Regions from separate parts of the Homo sapiens genome. Here region 2 is linked to region 1. The links are chromatin loops, found by intact Hi-C in ENCODE. Cell type or tissue: gastrocnemius medialis. All regions are shown on one strand.

Region 1 (5,000 bases):
TGCTGAGGCTGGCTGGTGCAGTAGGTGGAGATTTAGCAGATGACAATGTATTTCTGAAAAGGTCTGTTTTTCCTCTAAAAGGCATTCTAGGAACCAGAGAGAGAAGGGAGAAAGGAGGGGAAGGGGAAGATCAGGAGAGAGGGAGGGAAAGGAAAGGAGGCGAGGAGACAGGAGAAAAACCTCACCACCAAGCATTAGCATTTATTTCTCAATTGCAATATTTTTATTTTAAGTTGTGCTAAGAAGCCTAGGATTTCTTTCTTCAATAATAATGATTTTTATGCTTTATAGTTCATGAGGCTTTCATATTCATTATGTTGAGATTTATTTTCAAAAAAGTGTTTAGAGTCTTAAGTTGTTTGCAACTTTGTAGCAAAGCTCATTTCACATTAAAACATCCTTTTAGCAAAGTCTCAACATACTATAGTGAAATTAATACAGGTTTTTCTAAGCATTTATAAGTGTTAATAAGCCATGCCAGTCTGCTGGCATAGCATATATGGTGCTGCGGTATTCTGAATATTCAGTATCTAAATCTGTTCATTTCATACACACATGCACGTGTGTTCACAAACACACATGCATGCAGGCACACACCACTGCAAAATTTTTAAGCTGCAGGACCCCCTGGCCTGAAAAAATGCACACAGCTTCTGAAAGTGCCTAAGTTACTCATGGGAAAATAAAGCTTATTATTTAATGGACTTAACAATATTTTCTTGTTCATGATGATGTTTTACTTCCACTGATACACAAATATTTATTAAGTGCCTACTATGTGGCAGGCACTGTCCCAGGAACAGGTTAAGCAGCTGCAAGCAATGTAGACACTGTAATTTCTGCATTTTAATAAAATTGCTAACTCATACTAAATACTTACTATGAGCCTGATATTATTGTAAGCCCTCTATTTGTATTATGTCTTTTCATCCTCACAACACAACCCCAGGAGGTAGGAGCTTTTATAATCCCACTTGATAAACCAGGAGACCTAAGTGCAGAGAAGTTAAGTTACTTGCCCAAGGTCACACAGCTGGTTACTGGCAGAACTGGGATTTGAATCCAGACCAACCCTCCTTACTGCTGTACATTGATGTAGTTTAACAAGAACAACTCTAAACTAAGGTGGGTGTCCATCTATAAAGAAGGTGAATGCTAGGCTGGGCACGGTGGCTCACACCTGTAATCCCAGCACTTTGGGAGGCCAAGGTGGGCGGATCACGAGGTCAGGAGATCGAGATCATCTTGGCTAACACGGTGAAACCCCATCTCTACTAAAAATACAAAAAATTAGCCAGGCGTGGTGGTGGGCGCCTGTAGTCCCAGCTACTTGGGAGGCTGAGGCAGGAGAATGGCGTGAACCTGGGAGGCGGAGCTTGCAGTGAGCCGAGATCGTGCCACTGCACTCCAGCCTGGGCAACAGAGTGAGACTCTGTCTCAAAAAAAAAAAAAAAAAAAAGAAGGTGAATGCTGTCCACATTCAGGATTCAGAGATAACAGTGATCACATGTGTAGGTATAGACACCTTCACACTCACTGCACTCTCAGCTGAGCCATGAAAATTACTAAGATTAATAAGCAGCAACAAAACCTGCACCTAAAGAAAATAGATGCACAGAAAAATAAGCAAAAAATTAAACATTGACCTAATATAAAACTGGTAACAACATATTCATTGACATTAAAACAAGATCCTTCATAAAGACTAAATAAATATTTTCTGAGTATCTCCTGTCCTTGATACGATCACAAACGTTACCATGCTACATGCAATTCTCACAGCATCCTAGTAAGCCACCATCTAGACCTCTTTACAGACACAAAGCTGAAGATGCTCAGAATCTCAGGCACAGCCCCGAAGGCAGCCAGCTGGGTCCACTTCATTCCAAGCCACAAATGCAACACAGAATGCTCTGTGCTGCCTCTGCATAACCACCCCTTTCACTAAATGCAGGAAGTCACCCCCACAACCAACAAGCTCTATACCCGCACCCCATTTCACCCTGTGTCTAGTTTGAAAGATACATCTTGAATTTAGCTATTCTAGAAAGAGATACCAATACAAATGAACCCTGAATCACTTTCCAAACACCTGCAGGTGTTTCCAGGCAGTTCATGAACTGTAACACAGTGAATTTTTCTGAAGGGTGGTCTGTTTTGAGGGGCTGCACAGCAGTTTTACTGATTGCGGACCAGACCACCTGAGATCTACAGGTTGGGATGCATGTGAGGGAAGCTGTACAAATTCCCCAGAATCGTGACTCCAGCCCAGAACACTGTCACTACTTGACTAGAGTGGTGGTAATTCTGGAATCATCCGGGTGACCTGCCTACCAGCAAAAGCTTTTCCTTCTTAATCTACTGAGTAACCTAATACCTGAAGCCAGCTCAGAAAATTCCCATTATCTCTGAAATAAAATGTTTTCATCTGAGTTCTCTCTCTGTATTTCTTTATGCTGATATTTTCATATTTCATATTCTTTTCATAATAATGCTGATAATTTCAGTCATCTTCAGGAGGAGGGTCATTCCTTTCAAAAGTCTCCCCTTCAGGTGAGCACGTTCCCCTATTTGTATTCTAAACAAAGCGGGCAGCATCTCCCAGCAGCAGGGAATAGGTCCACTCAGGAAGCGGCTTTCTCACCTGCACAGTTTCTGCTGGAGGGAGAGGGGTGTCTCTCCACTTGAAAGGTTCAATTACACACTTATCTTTATAATAATAGCTTCTCTGCAGCACAAGGCATGACTTCTCCCTTCTGAAAGTGCACTTTGCCTTTGATGCCTGAAATAAAGTGTAAGTCAACCAGCAAGCTCCACTGCAGCACACACATGAAGTTACTGCCCCCCGGCGGCGACCGCTGGTCTTTGAACAGCATTGGACAGGCCCTCGGTGCAAAGCTCTCCGGCCCCTCCACAAGCTGGAGACTGCTTCTCCCTACCTGCGGCCTGGGGACAGCCTTCCCTGGCAATATTACCGGGTTCCAGCTGGCTTGGACTCCCGAAGTCCCCCGGTTTGTATGCTCCGGGTTCTTTTGGATGGCGCTGGGAAAGGGGAGAACATTATTCGTTGGAGAATTAAGTGGGCAGAGTAAAACCAGCAGGCTGCAAGAAAAAAAGACCTGCTTTTGAGTTTTGCTAGTATCTATTGAGCACCCTTGAGGAAATTTCGTCACCCTTCTCAGCACGAATTTCTCACTGAAGAGATGAAAGGCACAGCCTTGGAAGAACCTTCTGGTCCCAGGACTTCGAGAACCCCAGAGTCGGATATCCAGTTACCCCGGGATTCCACAGTGCTTATTATTTTTATAAAGGGTGAAGAAGTCTCCTTCATCTATGAAATGGGGAAATAATAGTATATATCTTAGAAGGCTGTAAGAAGGATTCAAAGAGATGATGTACCTAAAATATCTGGCACAAGTGGTAAGTGCTAAGTAAATAGGAGACCTATAATTGATTGTAAGTATAATTGATTGTAAGTGCTAAGTGAATAGAGGACCTATAATTATAATTTATCACTCAAGCTTCAGAGTGGGAGAGGGTGCTACTAATGATTTCACTTGGATGACAGGCATAAGCCAGGATGGACAAAGTGGATGAGACATGTCACCTTATCAATCAATAATTGCCATCATGACATTTGGAAAAGTCTTCAATGTTGGCAGATGTTTTGAGAAACATTTTACTCAAGTGATCTGGCCTTGTGAGGCTATTTTTGGCAAATCTTCAAGCAGTAACTGGACAGAATCCGTCTTGGGGTCACTTCTTTTTTCTTTTTGAGACACAGCTCTGTTGCCCAGACTGAAGTACAGTGGCACAACCTTGGCTCATTGCAACCTCCGCCTCCCGGGTTCAAGCGATTCTCCTGCCTCAGCCTCCCGAGTAGCTAGGATTACAGGCGCCCACCACTACGCCCGGCTAATTTTTGTATTTTTTAATAGAGATGGGGTTTTGCCACGTTGGCCAGGCTGGTCTTCAACTCCTGACCTCAGGTGATCTGCCCGCCTCAGCCTCCCAAAGTGCTGAAATTACAGGGATAAGCCACAGCACCCGGCCATCTTGGGGTCATTTAAATCATCCCTGACACAGGGGTCATCTCAGATCAGTACTGTATATGTTTCCAAGACCAATTAAAGACACAAAGTTTAAGTGACTGAAATGTACCTCCTCTCTAGCCACATGCTGGACAAAACAGGGTACGGGTGTAAGCCAGAGAAGCTGTGTGGAAGAGAACTAGAATCACATTGAAGAAATGCTCTTTTTGAGCAGATTCCTACATGGAAAACTCTGATTTACCTTATGAGGGTGTGGGGAATGACAGGCAAGTGGGCTGTGAGTTCCGTGAAGGGAGAGGTGGTGTTTGTCATTCACCAAGATCTGTCTAGAGCTGTGCCCTCCTTACACTGGGGAAGTGGGCTGCCAGCCTGGGGCCCCACAGCTGGTTTTGCAACCAGCACAGTGCTCAGAACAGAGATGGCACCCAAAAGGTATTTGTTGAATAAATGAATGAATGAATGGATTGATGGAGCCAGGATTCAAATCTGGGTCTGCCTGGTGCCAGTGTCCAGGCACTGCCTTCCACCTGAGCAGCAGGGTGCCACCTGCCTGGCACGCCATCGGCATGCATAAACATCCATTACATATATGTGATAGTTAATATTAAGTGTCAACTTGATTGGATTGAAAGATGCAAAGTATTGTTCCTGAATGTGTCTGTGAGGGTGTTGCCAGAGGAGATTAACATTTGAGTCAGTGGACTGGGAAAGGCGGACCCACCCTCTATCTGCGTGGGCACCATCTAATCAGCTGTCAGAATAAAAGCAGGCAGAAGAATGTGAAAAGACTAAACTGGCTTAGCCTCTCAGCCTCCATCTTTCTCCTGCGCTGGATGCTTCCTGCTCTCAAACATTAGACTCCAGGTTCTTCAGCTTTGGGACTCAGACTGGCTTCCTTGCTCCTCAGCTTGTAGACAGCCTATTGTCGGACCTCACCTTGGGATTGTG
Region 2 (5,000 bases), 240 kb before region 1:
CCTATTATTTTGTTCTGTGCTTCACTGTAGATATTTTCTGCTGACTAGATTTCTAATTCACTAATCCTCTCTTCAGCTTTGCCTATGCTGCTGGTAAATCCATCCACTAAATTGATACATTTAAAAAATAGATTTCTGCGGAGATTCTATTTATTCTTGGGCTGACTCTGGAAATTTATATTTTTCTGGCAAATTATATATTTCATCCAAAACTTCAAATTGTATTTCCAGAGTGACTTTTTATTTAGTTGATTCTATTTTTATTTGTTTTCTCTTTTGTTCCTTTCTGTTTTTGTTCTAAAGTTTCATTTATTCTACATTTTTAGTTTATTTTTTGGTTCTTTTGCTTTTTGAGTTTAATGAGTTCCTATTATTTTCCTTTTATTTATTTTTATTTTTTAGAGACAGGGTTTCACTCTATCACCCAGACTGGAGTGCAGTGGCACCATAATAGCTCAGTCTAACCTAGAACTCCTGGGCTCAAGCCTCTTCCCACCTCAGCCTCCTGAGTAGCTAGGGCTACAGCTATGCACCACCATTCCCAGATAATTTTAAACAATTTCTTTTTTATAGAGATAGAGTCTCAGTGTCTCACTATGTCACCCAAGCTGTTCTCAAACTCCTGGCCTCAAGTGATCCTCCTGCCTCAGCCTCCCAAAGCAGTGGGATTACAGGTATAAGCCACCATGCCCAGCCTCTTTTCCTTTTAGTGAATTCATTTACTGTATAAATTTGCCTCTAAGGTTCACATTGTCTGCATCCCAGAAGTTTTCAAATATATGGCAGTTCCTTTGTAATTTAATATCTTATTATTTATGTGTTTTCCTCTTTATCCATATGTTACGTGATGATATACTTATTTTTTGGTTTTCAGATATATCAAGGTGTACAGACTATATTTTTGCTGATTTATAATTCAACTGCATTGTAGTAATGGAACCCAGTCTACATAAAGCTGATATTTAAAAATTTGGTTGGACTTCTTTTGTGACCCAGCACATGGTGAGTTTTTAAAACCGTTTTATGGACACTTATAAAGAATGCACATCATTTGTTGGTTAGGTGTGGGTTCTCTCCATCTATTTTATAAAGGTAATTAATTCTATTACTCAATTCTATATGTTTACTTTTTAAAAAAATCTATCAGTTTCTGAAACCTAATTCCTACCATTGTGCATGCCTCAATTTCTTGTAAATCTGCCTGTTTCACTTTGAATATTTTGAGTCCATATACAAGCCCATGATTTTACTATCTTCTTCGCAGGTTGTTTCTTTTATCAAATTGTAGTGACATTTAATATCCTATGGATCACCTGAAATTTCAGTTTTTCTTAGATGTCTGCATTTTAGCCTTAGCTTGATATGTTTTTTCATCACCTTATTTTCAACTTTTTATTTGTTTTTATTTTAGATGTGCATCTTTATTTTGTATTTTATTTTTTGAGACAGAGTCTTGCTGTTTCACCCAGGCTGGAGTGTAGCAGCGTGATCTTGGCTCACTGCAACCTCTGCCTCCCAGGTTCAAGTGATTCTTATGCCTCAGCCTCCCAAGTAGCTGGGATTACAGGCATATGCCACCATGCCTGGCTGATTTTTATATTTTTAGTAGAGATGAGGTTTCGCCATGTTGGCCAGGGTGGTCTCGAACTCTTGGGTTCAAGTGATCCGCCCGTCTCGCCCTCCCGAAGTGCTGGGATTACAGGTGTGAGCCACCAGCCCCAGCCTAGATGTTTATCTTTTAAGAAGCATATAGCTAGATTTTATTTTGTTATTCAGTTTAATAATACTTCTTTTAATAGGTACTTATTTTAAAGGATATTGTGATTATAGATATATTCAGATATTATCTTAGTCATTGGGGCAGTTATAGTAAAAATTATAAACTGGATGACTTATAAATAACAAAAAGTTATTGCTCATAGTTTGGAGGCTGGCAGGTCCAAGACCAAGGCACTGGCAGATGCGGTGTCTGGTGAGGTCTCCCTCTTTGATTCATAGACCGTGCCTTCTAGCTGCGACCTCACATGGTGGAAAGGGGAAGGCAACCTCCCTGTAGCCTCTTTTAAAAGGGCATTAATCGCATTCACGGGGTCTCCATCCTCTTGGCCTAACCACCTCCCAAAAGCCCTACCTTTTAGTAATATCACATGGGGAGTTAGAATTTCACTATATGAATTTTGGGGGGACACAAACATTTATGCCACAGCAGATATCTTTCTACCACCTTATTTGGTGATTTCTGGGTTTTGTTTGTTTGTTTAAGACAGAGTCTCGCTCTGTCGGCCAGGCTGGAGTGCAGTGGCACCATCTCGGCTCAATGCAACCTTCGCCTCCCCGGTTCAAGCGATTCTCCTGCCTCAGCCTCCCAAGTAGCTGGGATTACGGACGTGTGCCACCACGCCTGGCTAATTTTTGTATTTTTAGTAGAGACTGGGTTTCACCATTTTGGCCAGGCTGGTCCCGAACTGCTGAGTTCAGGTGATCCACCCGCCTCGGCCTCCCAAAGTTCTGGGATTACAGGCGTGAGCCACCATGTCCGGCTGGTGATTTCTGTTTAAAAGTTTTTTCTTAAAGTGTTTTTTCCCACCTAGTTTTTCATTGAATGGGTAAAACATTCTACATTTGCTTTTATTAAAACAAGAAATGAATTTTGCTGCATTTCAATTTATAGATTTTACTATCCTACCTCGTGCCAGGTTCTGTGCTAAGTGCTGTATATATCTGTGATCACATTTAACTTTTATAACAAGCCAAATGAGCAGGAACTCTTATCTCTATCTTACAGACGAAGAATCCAAAGACCAGGGACAGTAAGTAATTTGCTCACCTGGTTTGCCAGCCTCCATGACACATCGCCGTCCAGTTCTGCCTTTAATTACCAAAGCACAACACGCTGCTTTGATTCCCCTCTCCTCGGCGCCAGAATTCAAGAGTGAAGTTAAACCGCAAGGGCTGAGTTAGAAGATTGGCCTCAGTTCCCTGTTCCCACCAGCAGGTGGCACCGTCTCCTAGCGGAATTCTTACTTGAACGTTTTGCTTCCATTTCTGCAGAGGCATGGTGAACACAGTTACACCACCAAAGTGTTCCTCCTGGCTGAGTTTGCCTATCTTGTTCAGTGAAGACAACCCATGAGGACAAATGGTGTTAATGAGAAGCTTTTGCGGAGTTACAGAGATCCTCGTATTTCTTTAAAATACACCTAATAACGTTAACTCTGCAATAATTTGTAGATCATGTTAAATCTTAGCTATCTTCCTCTTGCCACCCAGTGTGCTTCAAGCCACATGGTTCAGAGCACCATTTAATGTGAAACTCCAATTTTAAAACAAAGTGAACCTTCCTTTTACAAAACCATGAGACAAGTTACAGAGTAATGACCACCCACATGACCTTGAAGTGATTTTGAGTGAGTGAGTGTAACTTCCGTGGCTGCCATTTAAATTGGATTCAAATCCAAATGGCTCCACCTCCATGTCATCAGACCTCTTGTGCCCTGATTCCCTTGGCTAAGTTCACAGTACCTTCCACATCAGGTTGTGGCAATGATTACCTGAGGTTAATACGATAAAAGCACATGGTAAGCACTCCTAAATGATAGCCAATATAAAGACTCAGTTCTCCCAATTCCAAGGGTCCCCACCATGATAGAAAAGGATCTTTTGGTAAATAGAGTATGTTTAGCTCTTGCTAGGTCTTTAAATACTTTGCTGGGGGCCAGGCACCATGGCTCACACCTGTAATCCCACCGCCTTAGGAGACTGAGGCTGGAGGATCCTTTGCGGCCAAGAGTTTGAGACCAGCCTGGGCAACACAGCAAGACCCTATTTCTACAAAAATAAAAATAAAAATTAACCAGGCTTTGTACACACTTGTAGTCCCATTACTTGGGAGGCTGAGGCAGGAGGATCCCTCAAGCCCAAGAGTTCAAAGCTGTAGTGAGCTATGATTGCGCCACTGCACTCCAGCCTGGGTGACAGAGTAAGACTCTGTTTCAAAACAACAACAACAAACAAAAACCTCAAAACCTCTTTGTTGGACTTAACTTCCAGCTCCTCCATGTAGTACCTTAGTACCCTTGCAGCCCGTTTCTCTTTTACAAGACAACAATGTTGTTATAAACTCATTTGGATGTGGTCCCGTGGAGGAGTATTTACCAGAATCTAGCTTATTTAGCGTCTTCAGAACACGGCACTTGCCTGGAATTATACTGACCCCCTCAACCCATACCAACCACCCAGAGATGGCTGTTCTTGGCTCCTCTCCCTGGGGCCCTGTCCTTCCCACATCGTCTTCTTCTTCTTTCTTCTTCTTTCTTCTTCCTTCTTCTTCCTTCTTCTTCCTTCTTCTTCCTTCTTCTTCCTTCTTCCTCTTCCTCTTCCTCTTCTTCTTTCTTCTTTCATTGAGACAGAGTCTCACTCTGTCACCCAGCCTGGAGTGCCGTGGTATGATTTCAGCTCACTGTAACTTCTGCCTTGTGGATTCAAGTGATTCTCCTGCCTCAGCCTCCAGAGTAGCAGGGACTACAGGTGTGTGCCACCACACCTGGCTAATTTTTACATTTTTAAGTAGAGACGGGGTTTCACCATGTTGGCAAGGCTGGTCTTGAACTCCTGATCTCAGGTGATCTGCCCGCCTCAGCCTCCCAAAGTGCTGGGATTACAGGCGTGAGCCACCCCACCCAGCCCTTCCCACGTATTCTGGCAGGGAATGCTGTTGTCCCCCAAGCCTACCCTAAGAGGAAGACTTCTTCTGGGGAAAGATGTTCACTGTACCCAGGCCCTGCCCTGGCTGGAGCTGGCAGGAAGGGTCCCAGAGCAGGAACTTGTGCCACTCTGCCCAAAGCCAGAGTCCCTGAGGCACACACCCCATCAGGCACCAAGGTGAATTCCAACTGCCAGTTAGTATTTAACTTTCCACATACGATTAGATTAAACATGTGGGTTCATAAAAGCATAGGATTGCAGACTGCAGTTGCAAGGGCTTAGATGGTTGTAAGGTG

What was found. Peaks named below come from ENCODE experiments on the same cell type or tissue, not always from the same donor. Only the 100,000 strongest peaks of a DNase experiment are listed, where the experiment ranks them.
Region 2: a loop joins it to region 1, with 12 times the contacts of the local background. A loop is called at or near these places in 2 of 110 quality-filtered maps.

What each region holds. Positions count from the first base shown.
Region 1 is chr21:34,600,379-34,605,378 of GRCh38, forward strand. All of the region lies in intron 1 of RCAN1 (regulator of calcineurin 1), which reads right to left. Among named protein-coding and RNA genes, the nearest start is that of RCAN1, 12 kb to the right of the region's middle. In gastrocnemius medialis, CTCF peaks have their summits at 2,842 (motif pointing left) and 3,042; a DNase peak (open chromatin) is centred at 2,853.
Region 2 is chr21:34,359,032-34,364,031 of GRCh38, forward strand. KCNE2 (potassium voltage-gated channel subfamily E regulatory subunit 2) reads left to right here and starts at 4,975. Exons shown (of 2, transcript NM_172201.2): 1 at 4,975-5,000. The region is part of intron 2 of LOC105372791 (a long non-coding RNA gene); the gene reads right to left. In gastrocnemius medialis, CTCF peaks have their summits at 2,990 (motif pointing right) and 3,195; a DNase peak (open chromatin) is centred at 2,980.